Regions from separate parts of the Homo sapiens genome. Here region 1 is linked to region 2. The links are chromatin contacts, found by Hi-C or POLR2A ChIA-PET in ENCODE. All regions are on one chromosome and are shown on one strand. The core of a region is the stretch at or near the end of the contact, and the rest is flanking DNA. Distances in the headings are between cores, read along the strand shown. Region 1 holds the start of TUBB3 (tubulin beta 3 class III). Region 2 holds the start of SPG7 (SPG7 matrix AAA peptidase subunit, paraplegin).

Region 1 (2,700 bases), core at 201-2,700, 410 kb after region 2:
GAGACCGGACGGTGAGTCAGCCTTAAGCCCGGCACCAGACCCCTCTGAGGATGGAGCAGGAGCTGGCTGCCCTGAGGCTGCAAAACTTCTTCCCTCGTGGAGACAGGGAGGCACCTCAGACACTCACCCCGGACTCCCTTGAACAGGGACAGGGAGGAACCCCAGGCAGCTAGACCCCAGCAGCAGCCACACGAGCACACTGTGGGGCAGGGAGGGGCATCTCTTGAGAACAAAAGATCCATTTCTCGACTTTCCAAACTGGAGAGCTTCTTGAGAGAAAAGAGAGAGACAGGTACAGGTCCACGCCACCCACACACAGCCCTGTGCACACAGACCGGACACAGGCGTCCACAGGCAAGTTCGCAGCTGCTCATTTTGTGAAGTGAATGCTGATTTGGGGGCCGGGTGGGGTTCGTCTGTACATCGTGCACTGTCAGACCCTTCCTGAAGGATTTTTGTTACTGAAGTATCAGAAGGCCCTTGTTCTAAGGTGGTGGCACTGTAATATCTGGCCCAGGAGGAGGTCAGTGCCGTGCCGGCGAGTCCTTTGCTCCCTTCCTTCTCTGACCAGTAAACGCATCTCCAGTCGCTCCCCCGAGGCCCCCCTGCACGCAGTCTCCGACCTCAGAGAGTGAGTCAGATAGAAGCCGCTGCCCACCCTCCCCCACCCTGGCCGGGTTCTTGCCTGGCTTGTGCGTCCTTGTGACAATTCCTGACACGGATGCGCACCGGGCAGTGGCACGTCCAGGTGCTGTGCGCGCCCGGGCCCACAAAGCTCCTTTGGACGCTCATGGCAGCCCCTTGGTGGAGGAGGTCGGGTGCCCACCCCCTCCCCGCCCACTGCGGAAGCCGGCGACCCACGGAGCTCGCTCTCGGCCGCCGCCACCCCTCTGTGTTCGCGCCCTTCCGAGCTCTGATCCGACGCTTTGTTTCTTCTCAGTGGGTTCAGGGCCTGGGCCAGCCTTTACCTACCTCCCCCACCCAAAACCGGCAAAAGCTCAGAGCACCTTGTCTGCCAAAAGACAGGGAGCTGGGATGGTGCGGGTTGGTCTCTAAACCGGCGTGGGGAAAAAAGACCCTCCGTACAAAGCCGCAGGGTGGGGCTGTCGCAAGGGCGGAACCGAGAGGGTAGCTGGGGGCGGGGTTCCCAGGGCCAAGAGGGGCCATTGTCCTCCCTGGAGCCCGGCGCCCCCACAGCCAGCTCCTCTGGGAGACAGCCCCTCCTTTCGAATGCGCGGGGCCCTCAGACCGCGCCCGGCCCAGCGCTGGGGGATCCTTGGCTGCGGGAGGGGCGCCGCATTGCGCGCGGCGGGCGGGGACGCGCGGTGCGGAGCCTGCGGGCCGGGCGGGGCTCTGCGGCGGCGCCTCCCGATTGGCCACCCGCGGTGACATCAGCCGATGCGAAGGGCGGGGCCGCGGCTATAAGAGCGCGCGGCCGCGGTCCCCGACCCTCAGCAGCCAGCCCGGCCCGCCCGCGCCCGTCCGCAGCCGCCCGCCAGACGCGCCCAGTATGAGGGAGATCGTGCACATCCAGGCCGGCCAGTGCGGCAACCAGATCGGGGCCAAGGTGAGGCTGCGCGCCCCGGCCTGTCCCGGGCCCCGGGGCGGGAGGAGGGAGGCGCCGTGCCCCGCGGGCCGCACCTCCAGCTGCCCCCGCCCCTGCGAACCTGCAACAAAGGGATGCGCCCAGCGCCGCGCCGGGCGGCCGGGACGCGGGGCCCCCGCCCTGGGACTCTCGCCTGCACCTCTCTGCCCCTGCCCAGGTGACCTCGGGCTGTCGAGGCGCAGCTCACGTCAGTCGCGAAGCCTCAGCCCCCTCCACACCTGCGCCCCCTCCACACCTGCACCCCCTCCACCGGGCCTCCGCAGGTGCAGCTGGGAGCCCTGTCTGGGCGTGGCCCTCTTTTTTGGGGCCGCGGCATAGCCTTGAGTGAGACGGGTGGGGTAGGCAGGTTTGGGTGGGGTGGGGGGTTCTCCTCACAGCCGTGATTTCCTCGGCCCGAACCCCCCACTGGAGTAGCCGAACGTCCCCCGAGAGGCTAGAGCCGCCCCGATTTCCCCAGCCTGCTCCGACACCCCTCGGCGTCCTAGCTCCACCCTGTCCCTTTGTTGGAGGGGTTGGGCCTGGACTCGAGATGACCTTGGTCCAGGACCAGGCTCTCCATCGGCGCAGCCGCTCCTGGGCAACCCCCGCGGGGCTTGACCGCGCCCACCCAGGGTCTACCAGTCTGGGGATTGGATGTGGGAACAAAGCCGGGCTGTGGGGTGTGGAGGCTGCACCGTGGCGCGCCCCTCCCTCCATTGTTAGCCCACCTCGCAGATGTTGGGGCCACGCAGAAAGGGGCGTTGGTGCAGCTGTGCAGGGACCCCTGCCTAAATCATTAAGGGGACGTCGTGTCCCCTGGTCCTGGGAGGCTGTCCCTGGCCCAAGGTCACACAGCAGGTGCGAGAGAGCTGGGCTGGCCCTTGGTTCTCATCCCCTGCAGGAGCCAACCTGGGGCTCGGGCGGGGCGGGTTGGGGGCGCTGCTTGCCAAAGGATCTGCCCTCCGAACAGTGTTGGGGAACAGGGGATCGGGGGGGGAGGCTGGCTTTGTCAGGACCAAGGCCAGGGACCCAGCTCAGGGCTGGTGCAGCGCTGATTCTGGGAAGGAGGGGGTGCAGGAGACGGTCCTGGAGGGGAAGGGGCCAGAGAAAGGCAG
Region 2 (2,700 bases), core at 12-2,511:
GGGAGGATTACACGCAGCCCACTGGCTTTGCAACCTCGTCTGTAGTGGTGGAGTGAGTGCAGGTCCAGAAACAAACCAGACCGGCCTTGAAATTCTGCCCTAACTTCAGAGCTGTAATCCTAGGCAGGTTACTTTTAATACTTCTGAATCTTTCTTTACATGTAAAATAGAGGTATTGTATTCGCTGCACAGGGTTGTGAATATTACATGGGTGTTCGACACGGAGCTAGGCACTCGGTGATGTTGGCTGTCGTCACTGGCATTCACTGTTACGAATTTGCGGAGTACAGAAAAGCATAAAAATAAATAGGTCACCCTCATCCTACCTCTGTGACAGACCATCTAGTCTTTGCTTTTCCTACTCAACAAGCTTTCCAGCTCTTGGCGTCAGCTCTAGACCTAAGGCGGACGGAGGAAGGGGTCGGGGTGGCGGAGGACCCCGCGCGCCTGGGAGCCCACGAGGGACCCTGCCCGGGCCCGGAGGGCGGACCCTGAAGAGAACAGAGCCTCTTCCTAAGCTTCCAGACGGCGCCTCCCCGCTTCCTACGATGGGCTCGCGCAGCGGCCGGGGCAGGACCGAGGCTCGAAGCGCCTCCGAGGTGAGCCAGTCCGAAGGCACAGGACGGAGCGCTCCGAAGTCAGAGGTGTGCGGGACGAGCTCTGCAGACGCCTGCCAGGCCGCGCCGCACTGCGCGCTCCCTCCCTCACGACCCTCCTCCTCCGGGGCTGCCCTCCCTGCGGCGGCTGCAACTTCAGTCCTCGTCCTCGGGCGGCTCAAGACGCAGGAAAACCGCCCCCTTCCTGCGCTCCTCACACCCGAAGGGGCCCTCCCGACCCGAGGCCTCCGGCGCCGCCCTCCTGAGCGCGGGCCTCTACTCGCAGGCGGGATTCCGGCCCGCACCATCCGCCCTCGCCTGTGACCGAACCCTGCGGGTGACGCAGGCTGCCCGGGCGTGAGGCCCCTCGGCGCGGGCGGAGCACGACCACGCAGCCACGACCCGGCCGGTTATTCACCCGCCAGGCCCTGGGAATACAAGGCCGGCTTCAAAAAAACCAGGGCACCCGCGACCTCCTCGCAGACGCGCGCCCCCATACCCGGGCCTCAGGCAGCCACGAGGTAGACGGGCTCAGGCTCGGGGGTGCGGCAAGCGGCACCCGGGCGCGGCGGGGCGCAGCTGTGGGGACCGCGCAGGCGCCACGTCAGACCCCGCCCACCCCGCCGCGCAGGCGCCGTGTAGCGCCCCGCGGATCACGCAGGCGCGGCTTTCAGGCCAACATGGCCGTGCTGCTGCTGCTGCTCCGTGCCCTCCGCCGGGGTCCAGGCCCGGGTCCTCGGCCGCTGTGGGGCCCAGGCCCGGCCTGGAGTCCAGGGTTCCCCGCCAGGCCCGGGAGGGGGCGGCCGTACATGGCCAGCAGGCCTCCGGGGGACCTCGCCGAGGCTGGAGGCCGAGCTCTGCAGGTAAATCCCCGCGGAGTCCGGGCCCCACCTCCCGCCCGGCTCTGCTCTGTAAGGCCCAGCCCGGCGGGGCGGGTCGGAGGCCGCCTGGCCCCTGCGGCGGGGGAGCCTGCGCCTGTGGGCCCGCGGATCCCCCAGCTGTGGACCTCGGCGCGGAGCGACTGTTGGGGCCCTGGATCGTGGGCGCTGGGCGGGCCGGGAAGAGGCAGGGCTGGGATCCGCGCAGTCCTCGGCGTGGACTTTCCCAACCCGTCTGTTGTGTGTGGATGTTCTCCGCCCGTCTTCCTCGCCTTTTAAAGTGGAATCCAGTAACGGTTTCCGGCGTAGCACTAATTTACAGTCCACGCCTGTGGATCGATTCCGTCACCAGGAATTCCAGCGCCTTCCAGTTAGGGTGGTTATTGCCGAGTAGGGGGCCCAGAACGTTTCTGTGTCCGCAAAATACCCTGTAGCTGCATTTTGCTGTTGTCATGTAGCTCGGCACGTTATTGATACAGTCATTGAGCACCCCCTGTAGTGCGGCCTTGTTTCAGGTTCTGCTAAGGATAGGATAGCATCTCCTCCCGAAAACCAGACCTTGTGTCCTTCAGCTTTTGGGCTGATGTTTTTTTCTCCTAGCCCTCGCCTAGGAGCTTAGCCCACACCTTTTAGGTTGTTGTTTTTTCGGTTATTTTTGAGACAGAGATCTCGCTCTGTCGCCCAGGCTGGAGTGCAATGGTCTTGGCTCACTGCAACCTCCGCCTCCCGGGTTCAAGCGATTCTCCTGCCTCAGCCTCCTGAGTAGCTGGGATTACGGGTGCGCGCCACCACACCCAGCTAATTTTTGTATTTTTAGTAGAGACGGGGTTTCACCATGTTGGCCAGGATGGTCTCCATCTCTTGACCTTGTGATCCGCCTGCCTCGGCCTCCCAAAGTGCTGGGATTACAGGGCGTGAGCCACCGCGCCCGGCCATAAAACATATTTAAATGGGAAAATGTTTATCTTGAAAGGAGAACTCTGAAAGTATATACTTGTTAACTGGTTTGGTACCTGGAAATGTTCTACAAGGAGCCACTCTCTGGTGACAGCAGGAGCCCCGTGTCTGGGCAGCCACTGTGGCCTTTGGAGAGCTGGGCTGCTCCCTTTCTCCTGCAGAAGCTTCAGGCCATGGGATAGCAGCCAATGTACTTCTGTGTTTTGTTTTCTTCTTTTTTTTTTTTTTTTTTTTTTGTGACAATCTCGCTGTGTCGCCCAGGCTGGAGT

What was found. A loop is a pair of places that touch in the nucleus more often than their neighbours do. ChIA-PET counts read pairs that join two places held with the same protein, here RNA polymerase II (POLR2A). Pooled maps may share reads with other maps.
Region 1: a loop to region 2 is called in a pooled map, with 4 times the contacts of the local background. The contact joins the promoter of TUBB3 here to the promoter of SPG7 in region 2. A Hi-C loop is called at or near these places in 3 of 50 pooled maps. POLR2A ChIA-PET finds 5 or more read pairs at or near these places in 3 of 52 experiments (A673, activated B cell and naive thymus-derived CD4-positive, alpha-beta T cell).

What each region holds. Positions count from the first base shown.
Region 1 is chr16:89,921,892-89,924,591 of GRCh38, forward strand. TUBB3 (tubulin beta 3 class III) reads left to right here and starts at 1,451. Exons shown (of 4, transcript NM_006086.4): 1 at 1,451-1,567. The coding sequence starts at 1,511. RefSeq lists enhancers at 164-1,047, 970-1,264 and silencers at 1,118-1,207, 1,228-1,377, 1,458-1,707.
Region 2 is chr16:89,507,142-89,509,841 of GRCh38, forward strand. SPG7 (SPG7 matrix AAA peptidase subunit, paraplegin) reads left to right here and starts at 1,262. Exons shown (of 17, transcript NM_003119.4): 1 at 1,262-1,459. The coding sequence starts at 1,277. It overlaps LOC101927863 (a long non-coding RNA gene), which reads right to left and starts at 1,179. Exons shown (of 5, transcript NR_188547.1): 1 at 1,096-1,179. RefSeq lists silencers at 576-645, 766-975, 1,046-1,605, 1,636-1,755.